Regions from separate parts of the Homo sapiens genome. Here region 1 is linked to region 2. The links are chromatin contacts, found by Hi-C in ENCODE. All regions are on one chromosome and are shown on one strand. The core of a region is the stretch at or near the end of the contact, and the rest is flanking DNA. Distances in the headings are between cores, read along the strand shown. Region 1 overlaps AVPR1B (arginine vasopressin receptor 1B). Region 2 overlaps SLC45A3 (solute carrier family 45 member 3).

What was found. A loop is a pair of places that touch in the nucleus more often than their neighbours do. Pooled maps may share reads with other maps.
Region 1: a loop to region 2 is called in a map of cardiac septum, with 2.7 times the contacts of the local background. The contact joins two enhancer-like sites. A Hi-C loop is called at or near these places in 15 of 168 maps with a recorded cell type or tissue (CD4-positive, alpha-beta T cell, CD4-positive, alpha-beta memory T cell, CD8-positive, alpha-beta T cell and 10 more), 6 of 37 single-sample maps with no recorded cell type and 27 of 50 pooled maps.

What each region holds. Positions count from the first base shown.
Region 1 is chr1:206,108,947-206,115,760 of GRCh38, reverse strand. It overlaps AVPR1B (arginine vasopressin receptor 1B), which reads left to right. Exons shown (of 2, transcript NM_000707.5): 2 at 5,238-6,814. The coding sequence ends at 5,572. Among named protein-coding and RNA genes, the nearest start is that of AVPR1B, 5.0 kb to the left of the region's middle. Within about 2 kb of position 2,585, at least 2 of the 41 ENCODE cell types and tissues checked have a DNase peak (open chromatin) inside an H3K27ac peak, as active enhancers do.
Region 2 is chr1:205,658,346-205,665,194 of GRCh38, reverse strand. It overlaps SLC45A3 (solute carrier family 45 member 3), which reads left to right. Exons shown (of 5, transcript NM_033102.3): 2 at 309-710; 3 at 1,577-2,362; 4 at 3,069-3,334; 5 at 5,524-6,849. The coding sequence starts at 539. The coding sequence ends at 5,961. Among named protein-coding and RNA genes, the nearest start is that of SLC45A3, 19 kb to the left of the region's middle. RefSeq lists enhancers at 1-1,190, 2,100-2,655, 2,656-3,210, 4,530-5,118. Within about 2 kb of position 5,519, at least 4 of the 41 ENCODE cell types and tissues checked have a DNase peak (open chromatin) inside an H3K27ac peak, as active enhancers do.

The DNA.
Region 1 (6,814 bases), core at 1,336-3,835, 450 kb before region 2:
GTATCTTTTACGTGAAATTTCCAGCTTTAAAAATTTTGGTAACTAACAATTTTAAAATACTAGGTGGTACTAATGAAATATGACCATTAGCACATTTGGCCACCAACTACTAGTTTGCTAGATGGGCTTTAAAATCATAGAATGATAGCAATTTGTGGCCCATGAACTTGCTCTCTCAGCCTTGTCCCTCCTGCACCTGGACATGCCTTTGAGCTCCTTCTCAACAGACACTTCCAGTTAATTAGGGTTGGCACATGAAAACCCTGAAATTTCCAGTTCAACCTCTTCATGTTACTAATGAGGAAACAGAGGCTCAGAGAGGAACTGTTACCAGCTGATGTGGTGAAGTCCCAGGTTCTTGGTGCCACGAACAAAGAATTGGATGTGACACACACAAATAGCAAAGTAGCAAAAGTTTATTAAGCACAGTAACACTCTCGGAGAGGGGAGAGTGGGCTAAGCTCTGTGAAATGAGATCGGCGTCAGTTTGGTGTACTTTGGGCCTTTTTATGTGTTTTTTTTTTCTCTTCCCCGAGCTGCCTAATCTTTAACCAGCATCTGGCTTTTGATTGATAGGTAGGTTGCTTAGTTACTTTGGCCCTTGTGCACTTGCACGTAACCTTCATCTCATAATTTTAAGTGCATGCATGCTATGCAGTACCTATGCATGAGCTTTAATGAGCTGATTCTCATATGGGGTCATTTTAGGGATACTTTTTCTCTTTAATATACATGCCCATCTCTGAGGAGCTGCCCCTTACTGGATTGGTCTGAATCTAGCCAACCATGGGGGCTCTTGACTCACTTCATATAACTTTTGTTTTGGCTCAGCTTCTGCTTCTTATCTTGCCTCTTGCTCACCCTCCTCTTTATCCTGCTTCTGCTCCTACTCATTCTGCTTTTTATCCAACCTCTAATTCCCTCTGCTGTTTTCCTGCCTCAGAACCATGACTTGCCCCAGGCCTCACAGCTAGGGAGTGACAAAGTGAAGAATAAAGCCCAGGTCTTCTGTCTCCTTGTCTTTTTCCTCAACCCCATTAATAACCCTGATTTTAAAAGTGGTTCTAAAAGGAGGGAGACCTTTCTCCTGTGTGAAAAACAACATGGGAACCTCTAAGAGGACTGTGCTACAGTTGGCACATGGGAGGCCTGGCTCTCATCATTTTTCTGGGGTGTAGTAGACAGTGTCCTCCTGAGCTTTAGACAGTGCCTGATGGTCTGGCCGTCCAGAGGTGAACTTGTTCTCAGGAAGGCAGGGGCTGTGTCTAGGCAGCCTAAGTGTTGGAGAGCAGTATTCAGAACAGCTGCTCCTGCTCCCCTAAGCAGGAGTGAGGCATGAGGACAAGTGCATGCTGACCTGTCTGGGTGGCTATGAAGAGGGGTGATTGTGCCCTGCAGTGCATCTCATAGTGTGCACAGCTCAGGATGTATAGTGGGTAACACCTGCAAGTGTCCTAGGCAGGCCCTGTGCACAGGTTCCTCTGGAAGCTTCCTGAGAGTTCACTAAGCAGCAGTCTCAGGCCACCAATTCCCACCAGTGGTCCCCTTCCTTTGTATTGTTGTTTCTGATCTCATTTTGCTCATCCCAGGACGTGCTTAAGCCAAATGCTTTGCTTTTCTGGAGAGATGAAATAGAGGAGAGCCATTCATGAATTTAATACAACCATGCAAGAGGCGTGCAAAAGTAATACCAAACTTCCTTCTTAATACAATATCCCTTCTTAATCGCCCTTTTGACATCGTCTGGGCAAGAGATTATTTGCAGATTATCCTTTAAGCAATGAGCAATTCTAATTAATTCTAGCCAACTGTAGGGACCTCCCTGCTCTAGCCAAGCACAGAATAGAAGGAAGGAGGGTTTCCTAGGCACAGGCACATTCAGCCCTCATGCTACTGAGGAGTGGCCTTCTGTATTTTAAATTTGAGTCACCTGAGACTCATAGAGGCAAAATAACTGGTCCAAAATGCCACTGCTAGTGAGAGATAGAGCTTGGGCTTGAATTGAGGTCTTTATGGGCCAAGCTTCATCCAGGTCATGGCTTTACTCCCAACATTGTGGCATAGCCAGTGGCACCGGGGTGAGATGGTCATCTGCCTCTTTATTGAGGAGAAGATGGTGCTCCTGCCACTCAGCCAGTGCAGACTTTCCTACTTGCCTGTAGTATCAACTATCATCATCAACCTGTCCCTCAACACCTCAGCCCTCACTTGTGTAGAGTGATTCACCACTTACCAAGGACCTCTCTGGGCAAGGAATGCATGGGACAGTGGGTTGTCCCAAAGGGTTATCTTACAGACAATGTGCTCCCAGAAAAATGAAAGCCCTTGGGGGAGAAATTCATTACTTTAAACTTGCTTTCCAGTACACACAGTTCCCCTCCTCTGCATGCCGGCCTGTTTGCCCCCTAGCCCCAAGTCTTTGGTCAGAGCCTGCTTGTTTCCTTGTCCCTGCCCCTGTCCCCGACCATCAGCTGAGTTTCTGGCAGGAGGCAACGGAGGCCAGGACTGGGTGTGGTAGATCCACCCTCAAGGGCTGGGAAGCACAGCCTCCACTGCCTCTGGCACCTGCTCTGCAGCACCTCCTCTGTGGCACGTCTCCAGCCCCTACCAAGGCCTGGCTCACGTGAGCCAAACCAAACAGGCACTTCCTAAATGAAGGAACCTGTGGAACTCCTTTGTCCCTGGCTTAATCTGGACACTAAATGCACATCGATGGAGCAGACAGGATGAATACTGTCCCCTCAGCCAAAGCCACTTCCCAAATCTTCCGCAACTTGTAGTTACACATTAACTAGGGAGCAGGCCAGAAACCAGGCAAAACGGAAGGAAGGCTGAGCTTGTTTTGGGGGCTTGTCCCTTGTGTTAGTCCATTTGCATTGTTATAAAGGAATACCTGAAACTGAGAAATTTATAAAGAAAAGAGGTTTACTTTGGCTTACAGTTCTGCAGGCTATACAAGTAGCATGGTGCCAGGCTGGGTGTGGTGGCTCATGCCTGTAATCCCAGCACTTTGCGAGGCTGAGGCAGGGGGATCAATTGATTCCAAGAGTTCAAAACCAGCCTGGGAAACAGTGAGACCTCATCTCTACTAAATATAAAAAAAATTAGCCAGGCATGGTGGCACACTGGTTCACCCCTCTGGTCCCATCTACCGAGGATGCTGAAGTAGAAGCATTGCTTGAGCACAGGAGGTCAGGGCTGCAGTGAGCCATAATCACACACTGCACTCCAGCCTGAGGGTCAGAGCGAGACCCTGTCTCAAAAAGAAAATTAAAAAGAAGAATAGTGCCGGCATCTGCTTCTAGCGAGGGCCTCAGGAAGCTTCCAATCATGGCAGAAGGTGAAGGGGGAAGCCAGCGTATCACATGGTGAGAAAGGACAAGACAGAGAAGGGAGAGGTCCCAGACTCTTTCAAACAACCAGATCTCATGTGAAACAACTGACCTGTGATCCAATCACCTCCCATCAGGCCCACGTCCAACACTGCGGGCTACATTTCAACATGAGATTTGGAGGGCACAAACATCCAAACTCTTTTTCTCCCTGTCTCTCTTTTTTTTTTCTTGAGATGGAGTCTTGCTCTTGTCACCCAGGCTGGAGTGCAATGGCGCGATCTCAGCTCACTGCAATCTCTGCCTCTCGGGTTCAAGCGATTCTCCCGCCTCAGCCTCCCAAGTAGCTGGGACTACAGGTGCACATCACCACAGCCGGCTAATTTTCCATATTTTTAGTAGAGACAGGGTTTCACCATGTTGGCCAGGCTGGTCTTGAACTCCTGACCTCAGGTGATCCATCTGCCTCGACCTCCCAAAGTGTTGGGATTACGGGCGTAAGCCACTGCGCCCAGCCGACATCCAAACCATATCATCCCTCTTCTACTTCCAGGTGCTTCCCACTCTACCTTCACTTCTGTTCCCTGAACCAGTCCATCCAGGCCCAGATACCTTTAGCTTCCCACTCCTATGACTCATGTTCTCTATCAAATGTTCTCGGCCTATGTCTTCCCTTCTCTTGAGCCATGAGTTGCCACATCCACGAGCATGCCCCTGGGACACGTGCACAAAGAGCCTGTGCATCTGAAGCTTTCACAGTGTTTTGCAGAGTAGGCAGTTGAGCTTTGCCTTTTATTTTACTGGTTGAAGCTCTGGTGGAGTATAGGATCTCTACCTTAGAGCTGAAAGACTTCGAGTTGCAGCTCTTACTAACTGTGCTATAAAAACTAGAAAGCTTACTTCTAAGGTTCCTTCCAGTTCTGAAATTGCTTTCAATGATTCTACAACCTCCACTGAAGAGTGAGGTGACTCAGTATGCCACCTATGCCATGGCTATAACCATGACAGATCCAGCAGGAGGCCAAAGCTCATCCTAGCAGCTTTCCTGCTGACATGAGGGTTTCATTTAGTCTTTAGAAAGAATATTTTGTCTGGAAGGAATCTTATAGCCTTGGCATCCTCACATTTTGACTGCCCAAGAGAGAAATTAGTTTTTCCCTGCAGAAAGGTACAGTTCCTAGGCACAATCTAAGAACACAGAACAAGTTCTGGTCTGGAGAGGGGTGCTTGGAGGCCCAGTATGTAAAAGCTGCCCCCTTGGCTGTAGGGGGCAATGATGGCATAGGTGTCGATAGGGCAGTCAGGCTCCATTGATTGCCCCATCAGGTCCCCAGCATAGAGTCAGGCAGAGTCGATGCCCACACACTCAATGACTGAATATAGAATGAGTGGGCCTGCCCCTGAGGGATAGAAGGAGACAGAGTCCAGGAGGCCATGTGAATCCATGATGTATAATGTAAGTGGGGATGGAGATGGGCGGGGCCTGAGCTTGGTTATTTTCCCTGCCTGTTTTACAGAAGTTGTCTCATTCTAGGTCTACAGCCATTAGGGGACTCAAGGTCTAGGTTTTGGAATAAAGTCAGTTTCTCCTATCTGGGCTGATCCTATCCCTGACAACATTCCTTCTTCTCAATTAAACTTGAAGGAAACCTCAGCTCCTACCTTCACCCTGCAGTTACACAACAAAAACAAACAAACAAAATCAGCATGGTAAGACTCTGGAGCCAGGAGTCCCAGGTTCAAGTCTCAGCTGTGTGTGTCTCTCTAATTATAGGACACTGAGTGACTCCTTTCCCCTCTCTAGGACTCAGTTTCCTCATCTGTTCCTCATCTGTGGGGCCTGGACGCTCTCCCAGGTCCCTTCGAGCTGCCATTCTGAGGCTTCTCATGCTTCTCTCTTGGTAGATTCCACCAATGTGGCTTTCACCATCTCTATGCTTTTGGGCAACCTCAACAGCTGCTGCAACCCCTGGATCTACATGGGCTTCAACAGCCACCTGTTACCGCGGCCCCTGCGTCACCTTGCCTGCTGTGGGGGTCCCCAGCCCAGGATGCGCCGGCGGCTCTCCGACGGCAGCCTCTCGAGCCGCCACACCACGCTGCTGACCCGCTCCAGCTGCCCGGCCACCCTCAGCCTCAGCCTCAGCCTAACCCTCAGTGGGAGGCCCAGGCCTGAAGAGTCACCAAGGGACTTGGAGCTGGCAGATGGGGAAGGCACCGCTGAGACCATCATCTTTTAGGAAAGACTCGCTGGGGTCTGGTACTGCCCCCAGGACTAGTGGAGGTTCTCTGCCCACCTCGGGCACTGGAAATGAGAGCTGGGAGGGTAAGGGTTGGAGTTAGAGGAGCCCTGTCTAAAGCGGAGCGAAAAGGCCAGAATGGGTCCCCTACCCTGGTGTCACAGCTGCCCCTAGTGTGAGGGCTGCCTCATAAGCTCCCAATCTCAGACACTGGCAGTCAGGGAGAATCAAACTGCCTGTCTCCCTGGTCCTGCCATATTCATAGGGTGTCCATGCACACATGGTGTCCCAGATCTAGGCAGGCCTAGGATGGTGCTGTCTAGGGGTCCACGGGTGGCAGGAATTCAGAGGCTGGCCTTGTGCCCTGGCTACCTGTCTCCATTCTAACCTGACTGGCACATCTCAGCCTAACCAGGAGAGGGGAGAAGTGAAAAACCGTGAGGAGGACTCTATTTGGATCCTGGATTTGTTGTTGTTGTTGTTGTTGTTAGAGAGAAAATTGCTTCATGAAGAAAAGTGAATGGATATGTAGGGATTACCCTGCTGTGCCCAGCTGTCTGTTGAAGGGAGATGGTCTCATGGAGATGCAGGATTCAGTATAGTACCTGGTACCTAGCAGGAACTCTGCAAATGCCAGTCCCTCTTCTCCTCGTGCCACCCCCCATGACAGCGTGGATGACGGGAAAGTGTTGTATATTCTCTGTGGTCTGGTCCACTGTCAGTGTGGGTGGGAAGAAAGAGGGAGGGAAGGAGAAGATGAAAATGGTCATCATAAAATTAACAGCAAGAATAAGCCTCAAGGGCAGCAGGGACTTGTGGCCCTCCCTCCTTTCCCCAACCCACCCCCCAGGGAATCCAGCCTGCTCTTTCCCCGGGGGCTACACAGAGGAGACCTCCTTTGAGAAAAGGTGACATCATCATGGCTCTGGACACCCTCCAGGCTCTTCAGAGCTTCCACCATGAACCATATGGATGCTGTGATCCAGTTAGGAGCCCGGGTTTGAATCTCAGCTCTGCCTTCAGTATCTGTGTGACCTTGGGTGAGTCACTCTCCCTTTCCAGGACCCAGTCTCCTCACCTGTGTAATAGGTGAGATGATCTCTAAACTCCAACCTTCCATGACTCTGCAATACTGGAAATGGTGTTACAGAGAAACACAAAGGATATTATAACCAACAGGGTCTAGAAGAGTTGTTGCATTTTTATGACAATGGCATTGATATACTCTTTGACTCAATTCTG
Region 2 (6,849 bases), core at 4,270-6,769:
TCCCTCCCGCTCCCCAATACTAACAGGGAAGGGAAATTGTAGATTTTTCAAAACAGAGAATAACCAACATCTGTTTGGCTCTGGAGTGTGCTGAGGTTTAAAAAATCATATTTACCTTATTAATTATGTCAGCCGTAGGCTAATATTAACATGCATTTCCTGACTGGGCAGAAGGGGGTGGCACCTCGGTGACAGGGCCAGTCGCCAGCCTGTGAATGATCAGGATCCAGACAATTTAGAGCAAATCGTGGAGACCTGGCTCCCAGGACTTAACACCCCGTGTGCTTGTGATTGCCCCGCCCTTCTAGGATCTGAGTGATGAGACGTGTCCCCACTGAGGTGCCCCACAGCAGCAGGTGTTGAGCATGGGCTGAGAAGCTGGACCGGCACCAAAGGGCTGGCAGAAATGGGCGCCTGGCTGATTCCTAGGCAGTTGGCGGCAGCAAGGAGGAGAGGCCGCAGCTTCTGGAGCAGAGCCGAGACGAAGCAGTTCTGGAGTGCCTGAACGGCCCCCTGAGCCCTACCCGCCTGGCCCACTATGGTCCAGAGGCTGTGGGTGAGCCGCCTGCTGCGGCACCGGAAAGCCCAGCTCTTGCTGGTCAACCTGCTAACCTTTGGCCTGGAGGTGTGTTTGGCCGCAGGCATCACCTATGTGCCGCCTCTGCTGCTGGAAGTGGGGGTAGAGGAGAAGTTCATGACCATGGTGCTGGGTGAGTCACTACATCCTCCTTCCTTCCTGTTCCAGATACATGCCACCTGGCATGTGGGACAGGAGTACCTCTGCCCTGGGAGCTGCTTGGAGGGAGAGGTGGTCTGCTGGGAAGGCATTGCTGGGCAGGAGGGTGACCCTGGGCTGAGGGGGCACACCAAGAGAAAGAAGAGAATACCAAGGACATACCCCAGTCACCTCTGGATCCCTGGTCCTGCACAGAGCCTGGCTCATAGGAGACACTGGAGAAATGCTCCTAACCTTTGGCTAGCCCTTTTATAATTTATAGCGATTATCTCATTTAATGCTTACAACCACCATTTGAGGTGATCCATTTTACAGAGAAGGAAGCAGAGGCTTTTAAGAGGTTAGGTAAGTCTTAGCCAAAGCCAAATAGCAGCTGAACAGTAGAGCTGGGACTCCATCAAGGTCTCCCAGCCGGAGCTTGCTCCTACCCCTAGGACAAGGGGTGGACTCCTGACTCTGCAGATAAATTCTACAAAAGCCACAGAAGGCAAGTAGTAACCATTGTGTGACAACCCCTCACCCCCAGGAAGAGGGGCCCCTGTGAGGATTGCAGGCTCTGGAGTCACACTGCTTGTTGAAACGCTGCCTCTTACCCTCCCTAGGTCTGCGCCTTTGAATAAGTATCACTTCTTAGTTGCTCCATGCCTCAGTTTGTCCATCTGAAAATGGGGGCATCTGTAATGCCTGTGTTATGAGGAGTAAATTACAGCATCCCTGTGAAGACGTAGCACAGTGTCGAGTACGGAATGTTATTTCCATCCTTCTCACGGAGCTTGGTTCCCCTTCCCCTTGCCCTTTACTTGTCCCAGCCATTGACTCATACTACTTCCCTTCTTGCAGGCATTGGTCCAGTGCTGGGCCTGGTCTGTGTCCCGCTCCTAGGCTCAGCCAGTGACCACTGGCGTGGACGCTATGGCCGCCGCCGGCCCTTCATCTGGGCACTGTCCTTGGGCATCCTGCTGAGCCTCTTTCTCATCCCAAGGGCCGGCTGGCTAGCAGGGCTGCTGTGCCCGGATCCCAGGCCCCTGGAGCTGGCACTGCTCATCCTGGGCGTGGGGCTGCTGGACTTCTGTGGCCAGGTGTGCTTCACTCCACTGGAGGCCCTGCTCTCTGACCTCTTCCGGGACCCGGACCACTGTCGCCAGGCCTACTCTGTCTATGCCTTCATGATCAGTCTTGGGGGCTGCCTGGGCTACCTCCTGCCTGCCATTGACTGGGACACCAGTGCCCTGGCCCCCTACCTGGGCACCCAGGAGGAGTGCCTCTTTGGCCTGCTCACCCTCATCTTCCTCACCTGCGTAGCAGCCACACTGCTGGTGGCTGAGGAGGCAGCGCTGGGCCCCACCGAGCCAGCAGAAGGGCTGTCGGCCCCCTCCTTGTCGCCCCACTGCTGTCCATGCCGGGCCCGCTTGGCTTTCCGGAACCTGGGCGCCCTGCTTCCCCGGCTGCACCAGCTGTGCTGCCGCATGCCCCGCACCCTGCGCCGGCTCTTCGTGGCTGAGCTGTGCAGCTGGATGGCACTCATGACCTTCACGCTGTTTTACACGGATTTCGTGGGCGAGGGGCTGTACCAGGGCGTGCCCAGAGCTGAGCCGGGCACCGAGGCCCGGAGACACTATGATGAAGGTAAGGCCTTGGCAGCCAGCAGAGGCTGGTGTGGGAGCCGCCCACCAGAGACGACACTCGGGGCTGTGTCTGGGCTGGTGCCTCTCCATCCTGGCCCCGACTTCTCTGTCAGGAAAGTGGGGATGGACCCCATCTGCATACACGGCTTCTCATGGGTGTGGAACATCTCTGCTTGCGGTTTCAGGAAGGCCTCTGGCTGCTCTAGGAGTCTGATCAGAGTCGTTGCCCCAGTTTGACAGAAGGAAAGGCGGAGCTTATTCAAAGTCTAGAGGGAGTGGAGGAGTTAAGGCTGGATTTCAGATCTGCCTGGTTCCAGCCGCAGTGTGCCCTCTGCTCCCCCAACGACTTTCCAAATAATCTCACCAGCGCCTTCCAGCTCAGGCGTCCTAGAAGCGTCTTGAAGCCTATGGCCAGCTGTCTTTGTGTTCCCTCTCACCCGCCTGTCCTCACAGCTGAGACTCCCAGGAAACCTTCAGACTACCTTCCTCTGCCTTCAGCAAGGGGCGTTGCCCACATTCTCTGAGGGTCAGTGGAAGAACCTAGACTCCCATTGCTAGAGGTAGAAAGGGGAAGGGTGCTGGGGAGCAGGGCTGGTCCACAGCAGGTCTCGTGCAGCAGGTACCTGTGGTTCCGCCTTCTCATCTCCCTGAGACTGCTCCGACCCTTCCCTCCCAGGCTCTGTCTGATGGCCCCTCTCCCTCTGCAGGCGTTCGGATGGGCAGCCTGGGGCTGTTCCTGCAGTGCGCCATCTCCCTGGTCTTCTCTCTGGTCATGGACCGGCTGGTGCAGCGATTCGGCACTCGAGCAGTCTATTTGGCCAGTGTGGCAGCTTTCCCTGTGGCTGCCGGTGCCACATGCCTGTCCCACAGTGTGGCCGTGGTGACAGCTTCAGCCGCCCTCACCGGGTTCACCTTCTCAGCCCTGCAGATCCTGCCCTACACACTGGCCTCCCTCTACCACCGGGAGAAGCAGGTACTCATTGGCCAGTGGGTGGAGTCAGGGTGGGAGGGGTGGTCTGGGTTTTTGGGAGGCCAACTAGCTCAGAACCTGGTATCTGGCAAGCAACTTTGGAGAATGCTTCTTTGAATCAGAGAAGAAGCTTATCCTAGCCCCAGGGCCAGAGGCTTGGGCTGCAGAACAGTGTAGATTAGATTCTGGGAATGACTTCCTGGGGTCAGGACTGTGTAGCACTTGAATGGATGATTGCAGGAAATGCAAAATACGATAGTGGGAATCCCGAAGGGTCAGGCCAGCAGGAGCCCTAGGCTTCTAGGCTGGTTGTTCTATGGAGAGGCAGGGCGCTGAATCAGATGACCCCTGGGCCATTCAGCCTCAGCAGACGGGAGTGGGAATGGTCCAGCCTTAGCAACACCTTTCTTCAGGGAGCAGCAACCTGACTTAGCCTGTATCCTACTCTGGTCTCTGAGATGGGGCAGGCTCCTTCCTACCCCCTTTCTTTCTGGCTTATTTTTCTTTTCTGTCTAATTCCCTTTTCTTTTCCTGCATCCCTCCTTTGCCTCCTTCCCTTTCTCCTTCCCCTTCCCCTTCCCCTGTGGCAGATATCTGAGCTTGACACCTGACCCACTCACTTGGGCACTGTGTAAGTTGTGGGGACCTCCTTCTTGGTTGGCCCTACACTAACCAGCCCCTCCAGGGGCCCCTTTCCTTGGGAAGCCACCTAACCCAGGTAGTGTGGTCATCCTTGTCCCCTCCACTGACCTCACTGAGCTACAAACCTGGGTGCTGGACTCTGCCTTGAGGGGCATGAAGTTGGGGTGTCCCAAGGGAGGAGGAGATGCAGGACTGCTCTCATAGAGCTCTCAGACTGTAGGGAAGACCTGCCCCTGCGTCTCGTAGCACTTGAGGAGAGGAGTAGGTAAGTTCGTAGCTGAGAGGCTGGTTAACTGAGTAGGTAGCTGCAGGGGTGAGAGGTATGGAGGGGAGGGGCTAAGGTTTTGGTTGGGGGAGCCTGGTCCCTGAGACCCCTGTTAGCCCACTGATAACCTTCTTCAGCCTTCACTCTTCTGCTTGCCTGGGCTGGGGGCAGGGGGCTGGCATCAGCGGCCAGGCCTGAGTATGTGCTGTCGTGCCAGGGAACGTTCTGGGGCTAGCCATCTTCTCCAGATGGAGGAGCATGTCTGTCCTCGGACCACTCCAGACTCCAACCTCAGCGGACATTCCTGGGGTGGCAGGCAGGGAGGAGAAGTCCTGGGAGGCCCCTTCCTAACAGCAGCTGATGGCAGACTTGGCACTGCACGCTGTCTGCCTGTTCCTTTGCCCACTTGTTGAGCTGCATGGTGAGCCGTGGGCTTCCCTGGTGTCAGGTTTGAGCTCTGCCATGGCTCCCACCTCGCAAATGCAGCCAACTCAACTCTTCTGGCATGGGGACAATGTTGGATAAGACCTGGCCTTGTCCTTAAATAGGAGGCTCTGGGCCATCAAGGGCAGGGGTTGGGGGGATGGTGGTCGACCAGTCACTCTGATCTAAGTCAGACAGCAGGAAGGAAGTGAGAAGCCTTCAACATTAGCACAGCTGGGGCTGGGGGAGGTGGGAAGAGGGACATTCCTCCTGCTTGGGGTCTACTGGATTCTCCCTGCCCCAAGGCTGGGGACAAGGGAGCTCATGGCAGGGCAGCTACCCTAGTGGCATCTGGGACCCCAGAGAGGCAGAGCTTCTCTGCACCGGGCAATGAGGATTTCCAGATGTCGGAGTGGAGGGCAGGCAGGAAGGAAGGTTAGGAGAGCCTGCGTGGGGTTTGGGCCATCAGGGGCCCTGCCTTGGCTTTTGTTCCTCTGTTCTGTGCATCTCTTACCACCGTCTTCATTCCCCCTGTGTCTTTTCCTTACCTTGGAGCTCTGTTCTCTCTGATCTGTGATATTGAGTTTGTCTGCCTCTTACCTGTTCTAAGAGGCTAGAGGAGACCTAGACTTCTGGGTTCACATTTGTCCCCGCCCTACCCCGTTACCCTTCTCCCACTCCTGAGGAAGGGTCCTGGTTAGACTTGGACCAAGTAGGGTCTCCATCTTCTCTCCTGCTCCTGATTCTCATGAAGTCCCATTGCCCCTGGGATGGAGGCAAGGGTCTGTTCTCACAGCTGGGGTGGTGCCAGTGCTGGGTACACACCTGTCCTCTTCCCCTTTTCTTCACCCCTCTGCCTTAGGTGTTCCTGCCCAAATACCGAGGGGACACTGGAGGTGCTAGCAGTGAGGACAGCCTGATGACCAGCTTCCTGCCAGGCCCTAAGCCTGGAGCTCCCTTCCCTAATGGACACGTGGGTGCTGGAGGCAGTGGCCTGCTCCCACCTCCACCCGCGCTCTGCGGGGCCTCTGCCTGTGATGTCTCCGTACGTGTGGTGGTGGGTGAGCCCACCGAGGCCAGGGTGGTTCCGGGCCGGGGCATCTGCCTGGACCTCGCCATCCTGGATAGTGCCTTCCTGCTGTCCCAGGTGGCCCCATCCCTGTTTATGGGCTCCATTGTCCAGCTCAGCCAGTCTGTCACTGCCTATATGGTGTCTGCCGCAGGCCTGGGTCTGGTCGCCATTTACTTTGCTACACAGGTAGTATTTGACAAGAGCGACTTGGCCAAATACTCAGCGTAGAAAACTTCCAGCACATTGGGGTGGAGGGCCTGCCTCACTGGGTCCCAGCTCCCCGCTCCTGTTAGCCCCATGGGGCTGCCGGGCTGGCCGCCAGTTTCTGTTGCTGCCAAAGTAATGTGGCTCTCTGCTGCCACCCTGTGCTGCTGAGGTGCGTAGCTGCACAGCTGGGGGCTGGGGCGTCCCTCTCCTCTCTCCCCAGTCTCTAGGGCTGCCTGACTGGAGGCCTTCCAAGGGGGTTTCAGTCTGGACTTATACAGGGAGGCCAGAAGGGCTCCATGCACTGGAATGCGGGGACTCTGCAGGTGGATTACCCAGGCTCAGGGTTAACAGCTAGCCTCCTAGTTGAGACACACCTAGAGAAGGGTTTTTGGGAGCTGAATAAACTCAGTCACCTGGTTTCCCATCTCTAAGCCCCTTAACCTGCAGCTTCGTTTAATGTAGCTCTTGCATGGGAGTTTCTAGGATGAAACACTCCTCCATGGGATTTGAACATATGAAAGTTATTTGTAGGGGAAGAGTCCTGAGGGGCAACACACAAGAACCAGGTCCCCTCAGCCCACAGCACTGTCTTTTTGCTGATCCACCCCCCTCTTACCTTTTATCAGGATGTGGCCTGTTGGTCCTTCTGTTGCCATCACAGAGACACAGGCATTTAAATATTTAACTTATTTATTTAACAAAGTAGAAGGGAATCCATTGCTAGCTTTTCTGTGTTGGTGTCTAATATTTGGGTAGGGTGGGGGATCCCCAACAATCAGGTCCCCTGAGATAGCTGGTCATTGGGCTGATCATTGCCAGAATCTTCTTCTCCTGGGGTCTGGCCCCCCAAAATGCCTAACCCAGGACCTTGGAAATTCTACTCATCCCAAATGATAATTCCAAATGCTG